Linked DNA regions of Mus musculus: all the other regions are linked to region 1. The links are chromatin loops, found by intact Hi-C in ENCODE. Cell type or tissue: heart. All regions are shown on one strand. Links, peaks and the distances in the headings refer to the core of each region. The heading gives the core; the rest is flanking DNA.

The links. Peaks named below come from ENCODE experiments on the same cell type or tissue, not always from the same donor. Only the 100,000 strongest peaks of a DNase experiment are listed, where the experiment ranks them.
Region 2: it touches region 1 in a loop (2.8-fold over the local background); 9 of 42 quality-filtered maps call a loop at or near these places.
Region 3: it touches region 1 in a loop (3-fold over the local background); 13 of 42 quality-filtered maps call a loop at or near these places.

The regions. Positions count from the first base shown.
Region 1 is chr5:122,623,736-122,631,575 of GRCm38, reverse strand. Gm32988 (a long non-coding RNA gene) reads right to left here and starts at 7,474. Exons shown (of 3, transcript XR_387697.3): 1 at 6,304-7,474; 2 at 4,255-4,319; 3 at 3,293-3,412. In heart, for the core only: a CTCF peak has its summit at 4,134 (motif pointing right); a DNase peak (open chromatin) is centred at 4,145; H3K27ac peaks cover 1,807 bases.
Region 2 is chr5:122,421,555-122,429,394 of GRCm38, reverse strand. Anapc7 (anaphase promoting complex subunit 7) reads right to left here and starts at 6,951. Exons shown (of 11, transcript NM_019805.4): 1 at 6,717-6,951; 2 at 1,078-1,264. The coding sequence starts at 6,817. In heart, for the core only: a CTCF peak has its summit at 3,648 (motif pointing left); no DNase peak of the experiment used is centred there.
Region 3 is chr5:122,543,429-122,551,268 of GRCm38, reverse strand. It overlaps Ift81 (intraflagellar transport 81), which reads left to right. Exons shown (of 19, transcript NM_009879.4): 19 at 66-1,065. The coding sequence ends at 248. Among named protein-coding and RNA genes, the nearest start is that of 1700040P09Rik, 33 kb to the right of the region's middle. In heart, for the core only: a CTCF peak has its summit at 3,626 (motif pointing left); a DNase peak (open chromatin) is centred at 3,808; H3K27ac peaks cover 1,423 bases.

The DNA.
Region 1 (7,840 bases), core at 2,943-5,442:
CTATTTATTGTTTAATTGTTGCAAAGACTAGTATATATTTTTTCTGCCATGCATGCCCGTGGTGGTTTGAATAAGAACGGTCCTTATAGGTTCATATTTGAGTGCTTAGTCACTGGAGTGGAACTCTTTGAAAGTCTCCCATTCTCTCTCTCTCTCTCTCTCTCTCCTTTTGGATCAGGATGTAGCTCTCAGCTGCTTCTCCAGCACCATACTTGCCTGCTACCACACTCCCCACCACGACGATAATGGCCTCTGAAACTGTAAGCAATGCTTTCTTTGATAAGGGTTGAGTTGGTCACAGTGTCTCAGCACTGCAATACAACAGTGACTACGACTATGCCCTGCTTCCCTTTCCAGCCTCAACCTGAAGTCAATAGACCCTGGTGTGGCCAGACTGTTGGCTGGCTGGAGGCTAGTCATGACTTCTCTATGAAGACTAGAAAGAGGGGTGGAGAGATGGCTCAGTGGTTAAGTGCACCGGCTCCATCTTTGGGTTACTGTGCAAGGTGCTGCTCTAGGCAAGTTCTCTTTTGCAAGGATGTGTTTGGGCGACTGTTTTTTGTTTTTGTTTTTTTTTTAACTCTTTGGGGGTAAAAATCTAAGAGCAGAATTCTTCCACCACACCATCACCAGCTCATGGCAGCTGTTCTAAAGACCTTCCCTTTACCATTGCTTCATCATGGTTTGCCCAGAAAGTACCACTTGGCACATTTAGGCATTCAAAACATACATTAATTTAAACCATCATTTTGCTTTATTTTATTTTATTTTATTTTATTTTATTTCTGAGGCAAGATCTTCCGTTGCAGAGCTGAGGGTCCTGAAACTTTCTATGTAGACCAGGCTGGGATTTTTTTTTTAATTAAAAAATGATTATGTCTATTCAAATGAGAGCATGTGGCATTTGCAAATGAGCCATAGTGTGCTGGGCCGTGGGTGTGTGGGAAAGAGGGGAGTGGGAGAGTGCCCGTGTCCCACCAGAGTTCTGGTGCTCTGGGTAGGCAGATGAGGGAGGACTGCCAGACGATTTCCACATGGCCCGGGGTGGGCATCTGGCTGTGTTAGGCCACTGACCCCACATGGCAGGTGGTGGACAAGGGGCAGCCCCAGGTACCAGGTTCTCAGCCTCAGGCATCCCACACTGGATATGGCAGAGGAACTGAGAACAGAATAGGGACCCCAGGGTGGCACTCAGCCCCGGGGATAAGGAAAGGCAGGATTGGACAGGGGGAGAGGGGGTGCTGGGTGGTTCCCACACAGGCGAGAGTCCTTAGTCCGGGTCCATAGGAAGACCTTCTGATGGGAAGTTAGACAGGGCTTGTTAGGAGAAAGCCTGTCCCATCGTTCAAGCATGGTGGGCCTTCATGATCAGAGACAGTCTATGGTTTTAGAGCTTTATTGTAGAAAGTCAGGGTGAAAGAGAGAAGGTAGAAAGAGAGAGAGAGAGGCCGGCCATGGCCACATGGAGAGAAAGGGGGAAGAGAGAGAGAGAGAGAGAGAAGGAAGGCTAGAGAATAAGAAAGGTGAAAGTTTAAGAGAGCGAGGAGGGGCCAAGCAGCCCCTCTTATAGTGGGCTGGGCTATCTTGCTGTTGCTAGGTAACTGTGGAGAGGAGTCTAGTCAGAATGCCAGAAACTTGGGATATTGTCTACGTGACTGATAGCCATTTGCCCCTCCTGTGAGGGGCTGTAGGGGCGGTAACTTTGACAGGAGCCAGGGGTCCAGGAGAAACGATCAAAAGACTTCCTTCCCATGTAGGTGGAAATTACCACCCACCGGGTCCCACTGGGGTTCAAGACCTAAGCTCAACTGGAGACCAGGTTGTCTGTGCATAGCCCATAGCCCCACAATAGTGTGTGTGTGTGTGTGTGAGTGTGTGTGTTGAGGTCAGAGAATAATCTGTGGATGCCATCTCTTTCTTTACTCCCACTGTATGGGACCCAGAAATTGAGCTCATGCCTTCAGGTTTGCTGGTGTGTGCCATTTCTCTCAGTGAACTCTTACATAATAGTTTCAATACAAGTCACTGTGATGGTTTGCCTTATTTTGAATTTTGGTGGTAGAATCTTTACTCTGAAGTTGAACTCAAGAGAGTTCAAGTCTAGCGTCCGAGTTTATTGACTGTTTGAGCCCAGATAAGTGTCTTAACCTCTCTGAGCTTTGGTTTCCTAGCCTACCTTACAAAAGATACAAGAGAGGTACGCACCTAGCACCCAGCAGAACGTAGGGCCTTGGGTCTGGGGGCAGCTACTCCGGTTTATGTCAAATGACAAGAACTCCAGTCAGTTTGAGGCTCTCTTAGCTTCTTTGCTCTAACAAAAGCTTCCTGAGGAAGAATGGGTTTATTCTGGATCACAATTTTGTGGAACTGTAAAAGGCAGCCTGTTTTGGTTGAATGAGGCTTGCTCCAGTGACCCAGTAGAGACAAACCCACTAGGAAACTCTACAAGAGACAGAACAGTGAGCCACGTTCCCAGAGACAAGTGCCTGACACCACAGAGCCCCCCAATTCCATAATTCTGTGACTATAAATCATGCAGACAATGTCTCAAACTTCTAGCATTCTGGCTAGAGTCCATCCCCACAGTTACCTGACTATAGCCAGGTATGCTCCTCCCTACAGTTACCTAGCAACAGCAAGGTAGCACAGTGCACTATAAAAGGGGCTGCTTGGCCCCTCCTCACTCTCTTTAAGCTCTCACCTTTCTTACTCTCATCTCCAGCTCTCTTTTTCTCTCCCTTCCCCCTTCTCTCCACATGTCCATGACCTGCCTCTCTGTTTCTTTCTACCTTCTCTTTTTCTCCCTGCCTTTCTACAATAAAGCTCTAAAACCATAGACTGTATCTGCTCATCAAGGCCCACTGTGCTTGAATGATGAGATAGGCTTTTCCCTAAAGAGCCTCATCTAACCTCCCGCTGGAAGGAAGGCCTTCCTGCACTCCAGCCACAAACAGGACCAAGGACTCTCGCCTGTATGGGAACCACCCAACGCCCCCTCTCTCCCTGCCTTCTCCCTTTGACCCAGGAGCTGACCAAGCCGCCCCCGGGGCCCCCATTTGTTCTCAGCCCTTCTGCTGTGTCCAGCAGTGTCTGGGATGCCCAATACTGAGAACCTGTTACCTCTGGCCTCCTTTAGGCCCAGAGATCTAAGACTGTCCCTTGTCCACCCTCGTGGGCTAGGTCCATAGCTTCCCACATTCAGACACCCACCCGGGGCTACATGGAAAGGGTGTGACAGTCCTCCTACATCTGCCCGCCCAGAGCACCAGAACTCTTGTGGGACGGGGGTTTTCTCCCACTCCCTTTATTCCCCCATGCCCACTGCCCCGTTAAATTTGAAGGTGAATCTTTGATGGCAGGGAGAGTCGAGGCAATGGGAGCCTGTGGCACGGGGACACATCGAATCCACACTCTGAAAGCAGAGAGATAAGAATGGATATGCGGTTAGGAGCACTGACTGCTGTTCCAGAGGTCCTGAGTTCAATTCCCAGCAACCACATGGAGGCTCTCAACCATCTGTAATGGGATCCGATGCCCTCTTCTGGTGTGTCTGAAGACAGCTACAGTATACTCATATACATTAAATAAATAATATTTAAAATGAAGGAGGAAAAGGAGGAATACGCTCAGCTCCCGTTCTTTCTCTTTCTCCACAAGCCCAGCCCTGGGAATAGGGGCCATCCACAGTGGGAGAGTGTTTCTACACTGGTGGGCCAAGTTAGGATGACCCCATCCCACCCCCACCCTTGTGGATGTGCACAAATACAACTATTGCAGGAGGTTCTAGATTATGTCAACTTGACAGCCTACACTAGCCATCACAGGTAGCAAAGGAGAGAGAGAGAAAGAGAGAGCAAGAGCGAGAGCAAGAGCGAGAGCGAGAGCGAGAGCGAGAGGGAGAGGGAGAGGGAGAGGGAGAGAGAGAGAGAGAGAGAGAGAGGGGGGGGGAGAGAGAGAGATCCCAGACTGGAAAACCCTGAGAGTCTGAGCAGACGACCCTACATAGGTTCATCCTCTCTCTTGTTATGCAGATCAGAGATTAGTCCCCAGTTCAACTGTCTGCTCAATCCAAGGAGAGCTAACTCTGTGCCTTGGGCTTGCTTGTTGTCCAGGAGCTATGGGCATGACCAGCAGAGGGCAGCAATGCACCAACATTCAGTATGGCATCTGCACTGTTTTTGTCTGACCCTGGCCAGGAAAACCTGGTGAGATAATAATGCAGTATGTCACTATTTCCAGATAAGGTTATTTTACCCTCAGTGCACAGTAGAACAAGGTCTTCCCACTGGATACAGATGAAAAGGTTGGGTCTCCAAAACCTAAGGAACGGAACAAGGCTCTGTCTAAACCATAGACTCATATACAGGGTCACAAGCGTCCCAAATTTAGACAGCATTGAAAGGCATGACTGCTGTGTCTGGGCTGCAGAGCATTGGTGACCTTTTACCTGTTTTACGTCTCACAAAGCTCTTTCTGAGTGTCGATATGAGAGAATTTGCATCCTAACCATCCCAGTTTACAGGTCAGAAAACTGAGGCCCCTAAAACTCATCTGCTTCACCACTTGGCTTGATCTTAGAGGTTAAGAGTGGATTCTCAGGAATAGAAGCAGAATAGCAATGCACTCTAGATGTCCTGTAGCATGTTGGTTTTTAAATTTTAATTTAATTTTATAGGTGTGTATACCTGTGTATGTTTATGTGCACCGCATCTGTGTGTACCATGCGTAGGCAAATGCCCAGCAAGCCCAGAGGGCATAAGACACCCTGGAACTGAAGTTGAGGATGGTTGTGAACTGCCTGGTGTGGATGCTGGGAATTGAACTCGGGTCCTTTCCAGGAGCAGCAAGTGCTTTTAACCACTCTCCAGCCTGTTTTTAGTTATGTGCATATATGCTAGTTTATGTCCCGTTGTGTATGTGAGTGCAAGTTCCTCTCAGAGGCCAGTGTGGGATCCCCTAGGGCTGCTGTTACAGGTGGTTGTGACACACACACTCAGTGTGGGTACTGGCAACTGTGCTCAGGTCCTCTCTCTAAGAGTAGCAGTGCTCCTATCTGCTGAGTGGTCCTCTCGGCTCCTTGTGGAGTGTTTTGATGCAATAATACAAGATAATTTCTAGCCCAGGTATCAGCCCTGCCTTCAGATAATTAGGCAGGCTGCTTCTCTGTCTCAGCGCCTGCACCAGCGCTTAACGATTCCTTCTAGAACTGAAATCGCTTTTGATCAATCACAGTCCTCAGAGGATTATCATTGGAACTCGGCGCCAGGAGCAGCTTCCCACCACCCTCTGCTACCCACTCCACCCTCTGCTACCCACTCCCTGTTGCTAATGGCTGTTTGGCCAGTTTGCATGTGCAATGTCTTCAGCAGATGCCTGGGTAGGAGAGGATGATGTAATAGCAAAGCTCGACTCAAATTAGCTCCAACATAAGGAACATGTAACTTGGATGTAACAAGCTGATTGCAAGGTGGTGTGGTCAGCCGTTCACCAACTTCCAAGGGGCTGGAACCCATTTGCGCTCTCATTTCATTGGCCAGAAGTGTCACATGACTCCGCCTAACCCAATCTCAAGCCGGGACAATGAAGTTGTCATAAAGACTTAGACCAGGTTATCAACTAGAGACTTGATTTTGTGGGAAAGCGATTAGTAGTGTCTTGGTGATCCCCGGTGCCGTTACTGTAGCTTACAGGGAGCAATAACCTGTTCTGACACTGTGGTCCCTACCTTCAGGAGTGAGGGACTAGGAGAGAACCAAGTCCGGGTCCTGGTCTCCCACGGGCCCTGGGTTGATTATACCAGACTTGCTTTACTTCCTTTACATCATGGCTGCTTGTCTCTTTCTCATGGTGGAGATTTTGACAAAGCAAAGAAAAAGCACAGGCCTGATATCTCAGGAACCCGCCATTCAGAGGTGGCCGCTATGCTTCTGACAGTCCCCACACCACAATCCCAACTGTTTTCTAGAGATTGGGGTTCAAGTGCAGCGTCTCCTGGTCGTCCATACAGCCCCAACGCTGCAGTATGTGATTCAGATTCTCTGTGTACCAGGAACTCTCAAACCGCTTCAATGAGACCCAGGGATGTTGAATCCAGGAGGCTCAACGTGGGGGACGCAAATGTCCATTTGAACAGAGGAAGAGTGTTTAAAGGAGGCCTTGCCCAAAAAGAGGGCATGCCTCAGGACCACTGTAAGTAACAAACATCTTTTTCATGAGAGGAAGGCTCACTCAGCATTCAGGCCCTTTCCTGATAACATCAGCCAACCGTCCTCGAGAAGACTATTATTAATCCTTTGTCCGTACCTCTTTTTCCGGCCTGTTCCCCGGTTTCCAGTGATTGGTTCCCAGAAGGTGGGCACATGACCACATCAGGCCAATCAGGACCAACGAGGTTCAATTTCATTTGGTAGGAAGGTCTGCAAGGGCAGTCCTGTTGGATATGAGGCTAAATGGAATTCGAGAGCTGGCAGTTATCTTGCCATTATGAATACATTGGTTGCTTATCTATAGGGCCAAGGGGTTGGAGATGAGGCTCAGTTCGTAGAGTGCTTGCCTAGTCTGCACAAGGCTGTGGGTTTGTTCCCCTACACAGAATCAACCTAGGGTGGCGGCACTGCTTGTAATGGCTCGACTTGGGAAGTACAGACACGGGTATCAGAAGGTCAGCTATGCAGTAAATTCAATTGTCATTTTTCTATGTATGGCTGTATTTTTAGGTAGGGTCTTTCCATGTAGTTCATATGGCATTGAATTCACGATCCTCTTGCTTCAGCCTGGTGAACACCGGGCTCTCAGGCATATACCTCATCGCTACTCGGTTGCCTATCTTTGCATATTCAAGTTTTAGTTCATTTCTGTCCTGTGGGTTGGCAGGGCAGCTCAGTGCTTGCTGTACAAGCACGTATGACCTGACTTCCATCTCCCAAACCCCACAGTGGAAAGACAGAGCCGACCCCCAAAAGGATAGCCCCTGGCCACACACGCCTGTTGTGACGTGCGCGCTCCTGCATGCAAACTCATCAGACACACAATAATTATAAGCGAACTAAACATTTCGGTCTCGTGCAACAAAAGCTGGATTCCATTTTGTTACTAAAAGTAAAGGGGAAACGGATCAGAATTAAGTCAGCGAGGGTTTGGAGGGGGGGGCTTGCTGTGTCCCCGCCAGCAAGCTGTGCGGTCGACCAGCTCAGCTCTTCCTCTCTCCAGGCTCTATGCTGGGAAGTAGGGGAAATAACCCACCCATACCTTTGGGGGGGGCGCGGGGGGCGGAGGGCGTGGTTGACTCTGTAGCTGATAGTGCTTCATGAATGTGATGAGAAATAAAAATGTAAGAAAAAAATTCTTCTGAAATGTCAGGGATAATTTTAGAGATCCCAGAAGGGCTTCAGAAGGGCGGCAAATCAGAAAGTAATCCCATGCGCTGCAGGAGCTAACTGGCCACGGGAAGGAGTGAGGTGACTGGAGGGATAAGAAAGCTCCCCTACTTCCCTTTTATTATTATTTTTAGCTCACTTTGTAAACCAGGTTGGCCTCGAACTCAGAAAACCGCCTGCCTCTGCCTCCCAAGTGCTAGGATTAAAGGCATGCGTCACCACTGCCCAGCGTTCCCCTACTTCCTATTGGTTCCTTTTCAATCTCTTTCCCTTACATTACATTAACAATGTAACCACTGGGCCCTGCTTTGTGACACGTAGCTCACGTTTCCTCCTGGGATTCTGATTCTAAGAGCACCGTGGCCTCCAAGTTCACGCTAAAACCACCCCTTCTCTTGCCTGGGGACCAACCTGTGCAGCCCTTCTGCTGTCAGATCTGTGATTTCTTTTACCTGTGCACCCTG
Region 2 (7,840 bases), core at 2,477-4,976, 200 kb after region 1:
ATTCTGCTCCTAGATATACAATCAAGAAATGAGAATAAAGCCAGGCGTGGTGGTGCACGCCTTTAATCCCAGCACTCGGGAGGCTGAGGCAGGCGGATTTCTGAGTTCGAGGCCAGCCTGGTCTACAAAGTGAGCTCCAGGACAGCCAGGGCTATCCAGGCGTGGTGGTGCATGACTTTAATCCCAGCACTTGGGAGGCAGAGGCAGGTAGATCTCTGAGTTCAAGGCCAGCCTGGTCTACAGAGTGAGTTCCAGGACAGCCAGGGCTACACAGAGACAACCTGTCTCAAAAAAACAAAAAAAAAAAAGAAAGAAAAAAAAAGAAATGAGAATAAAACCCGGCAGTGGTGGCACACATGTTTAATTGTAGCACTCAGGAGGAAAAGGCAGGGGGATCTCTATGAGTTGGAGAGACCAAGCTCACCTAACCAGGACACAAAGCACCCCAGCAGCATCAGCTGTGAGGGACAGGAGAACCCCAGTATTCATTAATACAAAGATGAAAGAAAAGCAGCACTCGGGAACCATGGAATATCATGTGATAATAACAAAGAATATAGAACTGTTTCATTCTATAACCAACCAGCTCAGTGCTGAAACAAGTACTTCAATCTTGTCTCTTAGTATGTGCATACATACATATACATATACGTATACGCGCTGGAGATGGCTCAGCAGTTGAGAGCACTGGCTGCTCTTCCAGAGGTTCTGAGTTCAATTCCCAGCAACCACATGGTGGCTCACAACCATCTGGAATGGGATTTGATGCCCTCTTCTGGTGTGTCCGAAGATAGTGACAGTGTACTTAAATATATAAAACAAATAACGTACATTTCCTTTAACAAGTAAATAAATAAAAAAAAAACCCAAATAAATAAATCAATAAATATATACACATAGACAGTCACAGGCACGTCAGACGGTGGTGGCCACCCTTTCACGTGGCTCTCTGAATTTGAGGCTAGCCTGGTCTACTTCCAAGACAGCCAAAGCTACATAGAGAAACTCTGCCCCCCAAAAACACAATAAATGACTGACTGAGTGACTGACTGAGTGACTGAGTCTGCTCTTACTCACCTGACTCTGTGGAGTAGATGCAGAATTCCCAGTGGAAGGCCGCACTTTGGAAGTCTTACTTAAGGCTTTCTTCTGCTGTAAAGCCATGGCGTACTTACTCACAGCATTGCGGTACTCCTTATCGTGAAACAGAGAGTCTGCATGATACACCAAGAGCTGGTACTTCTGCGACGGGGAAAACAGCTCACTAGAACATAAAGGAAACAAGTCCTACATGGGTTATTTTGAAAATTAGAAAGAGCACCTTGGTGTACCTAAGCCTACCACAAAAACCTTCTATCACGCCAGCTTGCAAAAAAACATGAATACAGCCGGGCGTGGTGGTGCACACCTTTAATCCCAGCACTGAGGAGGCAGAGGCAGGCGGATTTCTGAGTTCAAGGCCAGCCTGGTCTACAAAGTGAGTTCCAGAGAAACCCTGTCTCGAAAAACCAAAAAGAAAAAAAAATATTCCTTAAATTTAAGTGGCTTAATGAGAGGCACAGCATTTGAACACCATGCAAATATGGCCAAAACATCTAAAACACTATCTTACTGTATTGTGGTTTTGTACAATGTGTGTTTTCTTACTACAGAAGCTAATGATACCTATAAATCAATACAATGAACAAATGGAGAACACAGGCTTTCCTTCCCATTTTTACATCCTTCCATCTTTTCTGGCTTTTTGAGACAGCAGCTCACCTGTAGTCCAGGTAGCCCTGAACTTACAGCAATCTTCCTGCTTCTGCCTTGGAAGTGATGGGTCACAGAATGGACCGCTATGCCTACTCAATAAGACCTCTTAATTTAGTACTGTTTTACATACACCTCTATTATCTTAGGTTAACATCAAATTTTATGGATAATATTGCCAAAGGATAGCAATAATTACAAAAAAGCTAGAGACTCTAGAAAGAAAATTTACCACTCTGAATTATTTCATTGAGAAACTCAACAAAACAGGCTCCTGCAAACTTCAAATACCAAAGAAAAAAGCCAGTAAGAGAACACAATTGGAAAGCCAGAATGGCAGAGTGATAACGGATTAGTCTATCTTAGAGTCATTACTGTGATTTATATGCGTATGTGCACAGGTGCACGCTGCTGCCCAGAAGAGAAGGTTGGACACACACCCCCCTAGGAACTTGACATGCATGCTAAGAAATTCAAGTCCCCTCAAGAGCAGCAAACACTCTTAACTATGGCGCCATTTCATCTCCCCAGGCCCTAAAGGCTCGTTCAATTCTACAGACACAAAGCAAGCTTGCCAGCACTAGAAGCACACTGTCACCTGGACTCTCAGGTGTCTAAAGTCACTGTGTGGGAATCCCATGCTTCAAACAGTCCTCTGCGCTCTCTCTCTATCTCTCTCTGTGTGTGTGTGTGTGTGTGTGTGTGTGCGCGATGGAGCCCAAAGCCTCACAAAGGCTAGGCAAGCCTATCACAGAACTTCAACCTCTAACCTCAAAAAGATGCAATAGTCCTTATAAGCAAGGTTAATGCCGAGACACTGCTTTATTTCCGTCCTGCATGGGGTACCAAGCCAAGGTCTCTGCATGTTAGGTAAGCAGTCCACCCACAGCTTATCGGCAACCCTGGTTACCACTCTTGTGTTTATACCTCCAGTCCCACTCCTTCCCAAATTAAGTAATGGTATATATTTTCCTCTGAAAGGTAAAGAACAGACTGAGACAAGGAAGTCTATAAAAAGGTACTTATTTCATGCTATTATTATTTTGTTTGGGCTTTTTGCTTGTTTCTTTGTTTGTTTGTTTGGAGTCAGGGTCTTACTGTATAGCTCTGGCTGTCCTGGAACTCACTCTATAGACCAGGCTGGCCTCAAACTCGGAGATCCACCTGCCTCTGCCTTCTGAGTGCTGGGATTAAAGGCGTGTGCCATCATGCCTGGCCCAAGTATTTTAAACACAGGGGAAGCCATATGTGGTGGTGTAGATCTTTAATTCACTGAGATTTGGGAGACAGAAGCAGGAAGATCTTTGAGTTCAAAGCCAACTTGGTCTACGTAGCCAGTTCCAGAACAGTTAAGACTATAGACACTGTCTCAAACAAACAAAATGGGAGACAATTTTTTTAAAAAACCAAACAACTAGGTACCACTACCAGGTAGGGTCATATATTCCTGCAATCCTAGCATATGGAAGCAGAGGTAGGAGGACCAGGCATTCAGAAAGCTATCCTTGGGGTCTGGAGAGATGGCTCAGAGGTTAAGAGCTCTGACTGCTCTTCCTGAGGTCCTGAGTTCAATTCCCAACTACCACATGATGGCTCACAACCATCTGTAATGAGATCTGATGTCTTCTGCTGGGGTGTCTGACGACAGCTACAGTGTACTTACATATAATAAATAACAAATCTTTAAAAAAAAAAAGAAAAAGCTATGCTTGGCTACATAATCAATCCAACATCAGCCTGAGTTATGACCCTCTCTCAAAAGGGAAGTTAGAGGGGCTCAGCAGTTAAGAGCACAGGAATTTTGCAGAGGATCCAAGTCTAAATTCCAGCACATACATCGGGCAGTTTACAGCTCTTTGTAACTCCAGCTTACACCTCCAAGGAATCTGATGCCCTCTTCTGGCCTCCAAATGCACCAGGCACATAAACATAAAAACCAAAGTAATTCCAAGTCTATTAGCAGTCAGTCCCGCAGTCAGTCCCTAATGTGACTTCATTTGGTAATCTATAGTACCTTCTTAAAAAATAAGCTGTATTATTATGTATGTGTACTTAGGAACCTGTGTACAGGTACATACAACAAAATCATTCAAAAGAGTCAAATGGGCCGGGCGTGGTGGCACACGCCTTTGATCCCAGCACTGGGGGGGTGGGGGGGTGGGGGGGCAGAGGCAGGTGGTTTTCTGAGTTTGAGGCCAGCCTGGTCTACAGAGTGAGTTCCAGGACACCCAGGGCTACACAGAGAAACCCTGTCTCGAAAAACCAAAAAAAAAAAAAAAAAAAAAAAAGTCAAATGGGATAGATGGAGTCCATAATCTCAGAACTTGAAGGTAGGAGCAGGAGGATCAGGGGTTCAAGGTCAGCCTCAGCTTCACGAAGACCGGTGTGCTGGCTCAATCATCATTTAATTCCGACACTGTGGAGTCAGAGGCAAGTGGATCTCTGAGTTCCAGGACGGCCAGGGCTACACAGTGAAGCTGTGAGGTGGGAAAAACAGAGGCAAGCAAAGTACTGCTTCCTCGGTTTTGAACCTGACCCAACCACCATCCTTCTCCAGAGAGCACTGCTTTTCATGTATCACTCCAGAGACACTACTCGCTCGGCAAGTATGTTACAGTGTGTCTTAGTCAGGGTTTCTATTCCTGCACAAACATCATGACCAAGAAGCAAGTTGGGGAGGAAAGGGTTTATTCGGCTTACACTTCCACACTGCGGTTCATCACCAAGGAAGTCAGGACTGGAACTTAAGCAGGTCAGGAAGCAGGAGCTGATGCAGAGGCCATGGAGGGATGTTCTTTACTGGCTTGCTTCCCCTGGCTTGCTCAGCCTGCTCTCTTATAGAACCCAAGACTACCAGCCCAGAGATGGTACCACCCCACAAGAGGCCCCCCCCACTTGATCACTCATTGAGGAAATGCCTTACAGCTGGATCTCATGGAGGCATTTCTTCAACTGAAGCTCCTTTCTCTGTGATAACTCCAGCCTGTGTCAAGTTGACACCCAAAACCAGCCAGTACACAATGACCATTTCCCGGGCAGAGCGATATCTTAGGTAACTGTAAAGGCTAGATCCAGCTGCAAGGCATTTTAGGTAAGAATTCTACCACTGAACTATGTTATCAGTCTTATTTTGTTTTTGGACAGTGTGTACACTGTCTCTTCAACAAATATCAAAACATAAAGGATGAAGGTCAGAACTTATCTGCTTCCTGTAGCTAAGAACTTGCCAATCTAACCTAACGTGGAAAAGCATGGGTTAGCCCAATTCAGTCTAACTAGAGGAGGACGCTCTATAGCGTTCAAACAGTGCTAGAACGTTGTCCCGACCCAAGAGTAAAGATTAGGGCATTATCCCCAACACAGGAAACCATTTGCTATGAAGCACCACTAAGATTCTGGGGAAAAGTCCTCAACATCAACACAGAAGGCTGACAGAGACCAGTGTCCCTCGTGTCACACTAAGAAGCTGGTGACCGGGCTGGTGAGATGGCTCAGTGGGTAAGAGCACCCGACTGCTCTTCCGAAGGTCCGAAGTTCAAATCCCAGCAACCACATGGTGGCTCACAACCACCCGTAATGAGATCTGATGCCCTCTTCTGGAGTGTCTGAAGACAGTTACAGTGTACTTACATATAATAAATAAAAATAAATAAATAAATAAAATCTTTAAAAAAAAAAAAAAAAAGAAGCTGGTGACCAAATGATGTGTGTGCCTAGTCGGTCCAAAGCACACTAATGAATTGGAGTGGGGGGTAGTGACTGAATTACAGGCCCCTCACAGCCCTTTGGCTGTCTCACTAGACTAGCCTCAGCCACGCCAAATGCAAATGTCTGCACGGAGTAGAAGGCTACTGTAATGTTCTTTGGAAGCACTAGACAGTGGTGGACTGAAATACAAACTATCTCCAATCATAGACAGATCCACTCGCTCCTCTATGTTCTCCAGGGTGTGATCTTGGTCGACCTACTGGACCTCCCTGTAATAAACACATTTCCTTAGCATTTTTTTTTGTTTTGTTTTGTTTTGAGACAAGGTTTCTCTGTGTAGCCCTGGCTGTCCTGGAACTCACTCTGTACACCAGGCTGGCCTCGAACTCAGAAATCCGCCTGCCTCTGCCTCCCAAGTGCTGGGACTAAAGGCATGCGCCACCACTGCCCGGCTCAGGCAGCGGTTCTAAAGTGAAGCCACCGGTGCCAATGCTTGCTCTGAGAGCGCTCGGGCAGGAGGAGAAATTAGAGAAAAGGAATGACTAGGTTGACTTGCGGAGCCACGTCGAAGAGTGAGCAATGATGGGGAAATTTTTAAGCAAGGCCCTTACAGGCAATTCAAGCCTACAACTGTCCCGGGCTTCCTTTGAGACGCAGTAAACCCGGCTAGATAGAACTGTCACTCCATCGGTAGTGTTTTGCCTAGCACGCCTGAAATCCCTGGTTCGATCCCCAAGGTCCACACGCACACTGAGAGCATGGTGGGGGTGTAAAACACCAGTTAACCCCCCCCCCCCAGCTTCTGGGAGGCGTAGGCAGGAGGGTAAGAAGGTCAAGGTCTTCCTTGACTACACACACACACACACACAGCCTGGGGCAGGCTAGCCTGGGCTACAGGAGACCCCTGTTTGTAAACACAACCACACAAAACCAGTCACTCCCCGGCGGCAATGTCGGGCCTTACATTAGACTGCCAGGGTTCCTTTTAAATTAAAAAAAGGCGCCACCGCGCCCGCCACCGATGCTCTCAGTCTCGGAAAGTGGGGTCCCCTCCCTCCGCTGGGGTGGCACCCCCACGGCTGACACTCGGTGGACTGGGTCCCCGGGACTCAGGGGACTTCGTCGTTCTGGAAGGAGCCAGAACTCCGAGGCCACCGAGGCCGGATCCCGCGCAGCCCTCCGCGGGACCACACCGTCCCCCCGCCACCGCCAACCCCGGCTCCCGGGACCGCCACCTCCCCGCCTCTCCAACTCACGGGTTGTTGTTACTCATGGTGAGCAGCAGGCTGCTGAGGAGCCGCACGTTGGAGTGCAGTCCCGCAGCCGCCATGTCCCGCACGTGGTCTATCACACTCATCCTGCCCGGCAACACCGTGGCCCCCGGCGACACCGCGGCACCGGCAGCGGCGGACAGAACTCCCGGGAACCGAGAGCAGAGGCTCGGGGAAAGTTCCAAAATGGAGACGGCGCCGGGGTCCTTCCGGTCCAGACGCGGCTCCGCCCCCCGAAGATGGAGGTAGCCACGGACGTGCCTGAGTAAAAAGAAGCAGCGGCGAAAGGGTTTTCTCCATCATCATCATCTTCAAAGCCATCCCAGTAGGAATCGTAGTTTTGCTGCGCTAAAGACAGCCTGAGAGGAATGGATGCCTCGCGGAGGCTAGTAACAATGCACAGGAGTTCATCCTAAACACAGCGGAGGCGGAAAACGGACAGTTAAAAATTGAATTTTCGAATCAGGCGCGCAAGGGCTGGCTTTCTCCAACTACGGGAGCGTCCTAGGCGAAGGTGGCACGCCCCCCTCTCCTGGCGACTCTTGTCCCTGTCACTGGGAATAGATTCCTTGGTGCAAGGCATGGCTTGCCCGTCCAAGTGACCCGCTAGATCCAAGTGCGAAGAAAAGATAGTTACAGGGATGAGCTGGATCTCTGATCGCCCCACTGTCAACATCTCAAGCCTTTACGAACTCGTTACTGCATTGCATATTCACAAATCGCAATGCTGAAGCCATTTCCATAGAGGGAGAGAGCCGCCTCAGAAATTAAAACTGCATGCTCTTGCAGGGGAATTCGGTTCCTAGCACCTACCTGGTGGCTCACAACAGTCTGAAAGGCCAGCTCCAGGGCATCCGACTCCTTCCTCTGGCGTCTATGGGCACATACATGCATGTGGTGCACAGACATACACACTCAGGCATGCAGATACTCATAAAAATACATTGAAACAAACAAACAAACAAACAACAACAACTTGGATCTGGAGAGATGGCTCAGTGGTTAAGAGCACCGACTGCTATACCAGAGATCCTGAGTTCAATTCTCAGCAACCGCATGGTTGCTCAAAACCACATTTAATGGGATCTGATGCCCTCTTCTGGTGTGTC
Region 3 (7,840 bases), core at 2,477-4,976, 80 kb after region 1:
GACAGAAGTAAATCTCTTTAACCAATAATTTATTATACTTGGTGTTTTGTTTTGTTTAATGATAGAAACTCCGGGAAAAACAAAAAGCTGTACGAGAAAGTCATGGTCCAAACATGAAGCAAGCAAAAATGTGGCGTGATCTTGAACAACTGATGGAATGCAAAAAACAGTGCTTTCTAAAGCAGCAAAGCCCAGCTTCCATCGGCCAGGTAATTCAAGAGGGCGGAGAGGACCGGCTGGTTCTCTGAGCCCTGTGTCGGCCGGGCTTAAGTCGCATCTGCGTAACGTGATTTCTTCTCGGAAGTGACTTATTCATCCTTTGCTTTCAGACTAGCCGTCCCTTCTCAGTTGTCTTGGAAATGAAGTGAAGGCAGATGAGGTTTTAAAGGTCTTTTTAACTGCAGGAGAGGCTTTCGTTGTTTGTTTAGCTTAGCCGTCTAGTGGTGTCTCCTGAGTTTTATGGGAAAGGGCTAAGTTTGCTCTCTGTAATGTAAGCATGTGTCCATTAAGAACCACGTAGCTTCTCAAGCTGTGAGGACTGACGGGTAATGCTCTTCTCAGTCTGTCTCTGACTTGGAGGACTCTTTTAGGAACTAGGAGTTCGTTTGAAGAAGCTTTTGTCTGAAGTCAGCAGTCGCTACAGTTTCACTTCAGTTTCTTTCTCTTCTATAAAATACAAACCAGTTAATGTTGTGAAAAGCAATTGTGATGTGATGTGATTGCAAAGTAAATAAAGCCTGCGGTGGCCTGCCGTAGCTGTTGATCTTAAAGAACATAGTTGTGTCAAGATTGTTTTAAAGTATTTTATAACATTCATGTCTCATCTCAGGATTCTCACTCATTTTCATCAAATGTGGACTTCATAATACAATACTTGCATTGTCCTGAGGACTGTTATTATAAATATAAAAATTGTCATAAAATATACATGCAACATAGGCTGGAAAGCTAACACAGGATTCCTAGTGAAATTAAGACTCTCATGTGCTCCCAGCCTCTGTTCCATGTGGACTACATACTTACAGATTTCTTTGGTTTTCATTAAAGAAAGATATTAAACTTGTATGTTCTCTTTTTACTTCATTTTTGCTTCAGTCTGTGTTTCAAAATGTCTTTAGAGTCAAAAACCCAGATTTTAAATTGTTAGTATGTCCTTTGTAGGCTAGTTCTTTTTAACTACCCTTGAAAAAAATGTAATGAAAATTTGTGTTGTGTAAAATATACAGACATGGATCTCTTTCTCCCAAGTTTAATCTACTCTTAATATTTGTTTGAAAGCTTTTTTGTTAGTAATCAGAATCTCAGCGTCCACCTCTGCTCTCCACACATCCGTGTACACACACACAGGCGTGCACACACATGCACACACACACACACACACACACACACACACACACACACACAGAGAGGAGGCGGGAGGGGAGGAAGGAGAGGATGAGCATTCTGTGTCTGTGGCTGACTCTGGTCCTCAGTTTGGTTGCCCTCTTATCTGGGCAGTGTCAACTCCCAGCATTGTCCTTCCGCCCTTTGGTAGATGGGAAGCTCCAAGAGGAAAGGCTGTGTGTTAGTGTATGGAAAGAAACCCTTCTTAATTCAGTAATCATTTTTGGACACCAAGGTAGATTATGCTCCTGTCAGATCAGCTGTAGGCTTGGCATGTTTTTAGTAGTATAAAATGCTCCATTAGCCAGAATGTGAATTCTGTAACAAATACTTGAAAGACTAGATGGCATTTCAAAAAGGCACTTTACTCCCCAGAGGAAACCTCACAAGGTCGTTATACCTAGAAGCTAATCTGTTTTTTAGCTCCATACTCCGTCATTCTCTTCTTAAGTTCTGGAATTGAGAAGGGCAGCCCCAGGCCCACTTCAGATTCTGATTGATTCTCACATTCCACCTTCACTTGCACAGAGCAAGAGTGTGGATTACACACCAAGGCAAAGCAGAACATCCTTATCACTTCAAGAAAAGCAAATTGGAAAAACCTCTAAAAGAACAAGTTATTTATAGCTTTTACATAACATTGGACACTTAGTAACGCAGCTTAATGGGTTTCATGCAGACTTTCCTTCCACTCGCCCATGACTTGATTGGAACATTAAGAAGCTTTGACTAACCCTGACAGTTTTTGACAGCTTGTACTTAGTAAAGAAGAGCTTGCTCCATTATTTTCTTTCAAGGTTAATATGCTAACCGGCTAATTGATGAGCGCACTTAATCATTTTAGAAAATAATTGTGTCTTTCACATGATGGCCCAAATAAAAGAGAAAAATGTCGCCTGCGAATCTGCCTCTGCAGTCAGCTTTCCTTCTCTGGGGCTTGGGCTGCTAGCTGTTGTGAGGACTTTGACTGTCAGTGGCAACGCCCTCTTGCTCACTATTGGTTCAGGAAATAATCCTGTAAATATGCCCTTTAAGAAGAATCTAGAAGTCGGATGTACTTCCTGTTACAATTGGCTGAATTCAAGGTCACACTTTGCAGTGCTGGGGAGCAAGCTAGAAGACCTCAGAACACTGGAGAGTGAAGGGAAAGGACCCAGAGACTGTGAACCGGCTAGCTTTCCCTCAGGCTGCTGCTGGCTGCTGCCTTGCTTTTTAATTCAGCAGGCAGCAATTCTAAAACAAGCCATTGAGTCACACTTGTTTTTAATTGATGTTTGTCATTCTGCTGAATTCTTAGCATGCATGACATTTATACTTTTTTTTTGGAAAATTTTAAGGTCTATGCACTTTCCAAGTGTATTTCTTAAGTTTTTAATGCTAAGATGATAACAAGCATTTTTAAAAATAATTTGAGTAAAATAAGAGGCTATATATGCACTCAAACTAAAAATGTGTAAATTGGCAGGATTCTTGGATCTGAATTTGGGGGGGGGGGTGCATCATGAGTAACACAGAAAAATCTGTCTTCACAGAGGCAAAGTTTATATTAAAAAATAACTGTGTTTCTCAGAGAAACCTCATCTCACACAGGTCCTCGCCCAGCGCTGGTGAATAACAGGTTTGTTCCCACAAAGAGTTCTAGGTGCTTACATCATGCCTCTGGCTTGGCAGAAAGGGGTTTGCCTCTGGGAGCAGGTAATGGGTGCCCACTTGGATGCTTGGCCTTCCCATAACCTGCTTGCCCACAGTTGGGCCCTGTTGTGGTGTGGGAGGTGTGAAGCATGTGTAGTGCACTGTCTTCAGACAGTCTCCAGCAGCCAGGAAAGAGACAGAGCTGCACCTTTGTCACCAGTGTAATTACCTCTGTCCTCATGCTGACCGAGGCCTCCCTCCGTCTCCCCTAAACGAGGGCAGTCTAATTAGAGTTGTTTGCGGTGGCAGCTAGGCATGTGGTGACTGTTTCGTCTGGGGAGGGTAGAGATGGATCATTAAAGGTGCTCTGTGTGTTTTGATGTTTGACTCTTCTGTCTTAAGACCGTCTTCTTTAAAAAACAAAGCAAGTTCACTGGGCAAGAATATGGCTTATTCTTACCCAGTCCTTGCAAAAGAAATAATAATAATTATATAAAAAAAAAACCCAGAGTCCAAATAAGTAGTTTTTTGGGGTTTTTTTTGTTTTGTTTTGTTTTTTGAGAGGCCTGGACAAACACGTGCTTTCTGCTCCCAAGCTCCCTCTTTTGGCAAACTGGGAGTACTTTCCTGGTCACTGGTCATTGCACAATTTCCTTTCTAGAACCAGAAGCCTTGCGTCACTAAGCTAAGGTTTGCTGCTATGGAAATTCACAATTCAGAATATGCGGGGAAATGAAGAATTCCTGCTTCCCAGTGAGGTCTTAAGTTTCCACTTGAGTTCCGGGTGTGACAGTCGGTCCCTGTGAGTTGCTGTTTAGTGTAGCACTTTGGTGGGTAGCTTTGAGATCAGCAGAGAACAGCAGGCTCTGGTGCTTGAATGACTCACCTGCATCTTCCTTTGTTGGAGGGACCTCTGAGGGAGCCCTGCCAGCCACCGCAAAGCCGGTCTGCTGCTGCTCTTGCAGCAGATTGCCTTCCTGCTCTGAAGAGCAATGCAGCTCCCTCCTTAAAGAGGCTCAGGCACAGTACTGTGGTATCCAAGGATGGACTTAACTAAAGCATTCATTAAACAAAGCAACAAATTAGCAGATACTATCTCCCAGAGCTCTGCAGTCATGATAAAGAAGAAAGGGCATGAACCGTTGCTGAGTGCCAGGCATGTGCCAGGCATAGTCCCAGAAGTTTCTGTGGGGAAGCAAGGTGATGCTCACAATGAGGCAGGCCAGGTAGACTTCACACTATGACCCAGGTGATGACTGTGGCAGAGCCTGCATCCAAGATGTATGCTCTTAGTTGCTGCCTTGGTGCAGAGTCTGTTGTAAGCAGTACTTATTTGTAAACAGTTGGTGTCTGTCTCTGAACTATTGCATGCATTAAATTCTTTTTGGTAACATAAACTTAGAGGACCTTGTTAAAGAATGGATCTGGGGCCCGGAGAGATGGCTCAGTGGTTAAAAGGACTGGCTGCTCTTGCAGAGGACCTGGGTTCAATTCCCAACACCCATCTGGTGGTTCACAACCATCTGTAATTTTTTAAATACAAACAAACAAACAAACAAAACAAAACATAATAAGCGAGACTATAAGATATGCTTATTACATTTATTCAATCAAAATTATTTTTACTACTTTATAAACATCTCTTGCCATTTTTTTTTTAAGTGCCGAGACACAGCTTCTTTCTGAACTGGAGAATATTTACTTATCTATAAGTATTATCTTCTGTGTGTGACTCTTTACTAAGTTACAAAATGTAAAGTCTACACGACCTCATTTTTGCTCTAAAAACCTCATAGCCAGACAGGCGTGGTGGCTGAGCAGGTAAAGACTTGCCACCAAGCCAGGTGATCTGAGATGGCCCTTCAAACCCTTACGGAAATGAAAGTTGTATACACAATAAACAGAATTTTCCAAACACACAGACTCTACATAGAAAAGTAATGCTATATATTTTGAATGGTTTGAGGAATAATTTTAAAAAGAGTTGAGGCATGTCTAGATTTGCAAGACTGTGTTAAGATTTTATGGAAATCTGATGAAAGTTTTTTGGAAAAAAATGGAAGCTATACATTTAAGTCCTGGAGAGATGCTCTGCAGTTAAGAGCACTGGCTGCTCTTACAGAGGGCCTGGCTCGGGTTCCCACCACCCGCGTGGAGGCTTACAACTACCTCCAGCATCATAGCAACTGATATCCTTTTTCTCTTCTCCTGGAGCACCACACACACACAGTCCACATACAAACATGCAGGAACACGGACACACATACATACAAACACAAGAGCACACCCATAACTAAGTTTAAAATTCACTTAAGGATATGTATGGCATGTTCAGGAAATGATGAGAGATCTCAGTGTGTGGCCGGGTTGCCTTGCCTTGTGAGAGAACGGAGCACCAGTATGTGCTAAGCTCCTGTGTTCTGTACACCAGTCCCTCCTGACCCACAGATCTGCTTTTTGATGCTTCAATTGCATTTGGTCAGCTGTACTCCAAAACTTATCAATGAAAAACATCCTAATAATTCATAAACTTGAACTAGCTTTTATCATAGTATCTGATTTTAAGTCATATTTTATTCTTACTGTCATTAAATTAAAATTTATCATATGTGTGAATGTATAGAGAAAACGGCATACAATAAGAAGGATGGTTTGGTACTGCCTTTGGCCTCAAGGACCCACCAGGGGGCCTCTGAGCTAGACTGTAGGAAAAGGCACAGGAGACTAAAAGGTGTGTCTGCAGGATTAAACAGACCTAAAATACGTTGAGCATCAGTAAACATCCAGACCTTATAGCCAGGTGTTAAATATGCTGGTGCTGTGGAAGTTCATTCAAAACAGGCATCTAGAATATTCCTCCCTAAGCCCCTCCCACTCTGGAGAGCTCTTTCTCAGTTTCCCTAACTAAATCATAGAAACAAAACAAACAAGCACAAAACCCCCAAGTATCTGGATCCGGCACAGTGGTTTATGCGTACTGTCCTGCTTCTTGGGAGCTGAAGCAAGACAAGGGGGCCCAAAGCTCAGGAGTTCAATTCCAGCCTGGGCAATGATGAGATAAAAGTGGGTGGAGAGGTGGCAAACTGAAGACGTGAAAAGATCAAAAACCAGGGATCTAAAGAACACCAGAAAATGAAAAAAGCCAAGGGGGCTTCCTTAACGAGGTGGGGACTGACTGAGCTGGAGGTGACATGCGTGGGAGAAAAGCATGAAGTCTGGGTATCAATACAAGCAACGGGGCCCACAATAGAAATGGCTTACAGTGCTTGTTTAGCCAATAAGCAGAACTATCCCAGATTGCCTGAAAACTGCACTATTTCAAGATATCAACATGTATTACAGAGAGCAGAACTCCACTGGACTTCCAGACACTCACTTTGTGACTTAGGTTGGGTGGAGGGCACTGCTATCCTTTTGGGGTTTAAGAGCTCTAAGGAACCAATGCAGAAATCAAAAGGAAGAAAAGCCCTTTTGGCTGAGTAATCTTTGGCCCGCCCAATGAAGAGAAACACCCATGATTCCACCTCTTCTGGAAGCACGTGTAGAATCTGACTTGGAGAGGAGCAGAGACTCCATGGGGCGTATGAAACCTCCAGAAGGGAATTATCCTGTGGTACAAGCTGGAGCCTACCAGGGATGAGGGAGGGGCTGCTGGGAACCAGATGGCGAGAGCTCTGTGCTGCAGCTCCAGTGATTGATGGGCAGTTCCAGTGATTGATTGATGGGCAGCTCCTGTGATTGATGGGCAGCTCCAGTGATTGATGGGCAGCTCCAGTGATTGATGGGCAGCTCCAGTGATTGATGGGCAGCTCCAGTGATTGATGGGCAGCTCCAGTGATTGATGGGCAGCTCCTGCGATTGATGGACAGCTCCAGTGATTGATGGGCAGCTCCTGCGATTGATGGGCAGCTCCAGTGATTGATGGGCAGCTCCAGTGATTGATGGGCAGCTCCTGTGATTGATGGGCAGCCCCAAGTCTCCTGTGGTCTTGGTTCTCTATCTGTCCCAGCTTCCTTATAGACTTTGATGAAATGGAGGTTCTCTATGTAGAGAACACGTGATCATCTGGGGCTTAACCACGGAGTTGGGAGGAGCAGTATAGACAGGCAGCCAGTTAATTAATGTGTTTATTATATTAAGGGGAGGAGGGTATTTTCACATCAATACTAAGACCCAGCCTTTAAGGAGGTATCATCCAATCTTTTTTATAAAAAAACGATATGCAACAGTTGGGATTTGTGTGTGTGTGAAAAAGATTTGATCACTCTAAGGAATTTAGCTGAGGAACAGAATCTCTCAAAGGGATATTTTTGTTGGGAAAGATTTTTATAAGTTTATATGATTTCCTGTATTTAAAAAAGAAATGGGAGCTGGTGCCTCACAGTGCTTGATTTCTTTCCCTTGAGAGTCAGGAGAGTTTTCATAGGAACAATCACAGCACTGCCAGGGAGAGCCCTAGCCATCAAGAAGACCACTTGCCAGGGACTTGGCCGTGTCAAACAAATGTTCAGCTTCTATTCTGACACTTCTCGAAGAATTTGATTGAAACTATATATGTCCAGATAACACTCAGCAAAGTGGCCTTCTTATATTTGTTTCAAGATATATTTGGCAACAAGAGAGATGACCTTGGACTCAGCTGCTTTTCCAATTTAGGACTTCTCCCTGGGTCTGCTGCACAATACTCCCCAACACTGCAAATTCACCGAATGGAAAAACATTCTTGTTACTCTGTGCCTTAAGTCCTGGGACGGATGGAGGACATTTCCCCAGCAGTATGTTCTGCCTTAAAGGCGGGCTGTGGTTTATCCACGAACTCTATGTT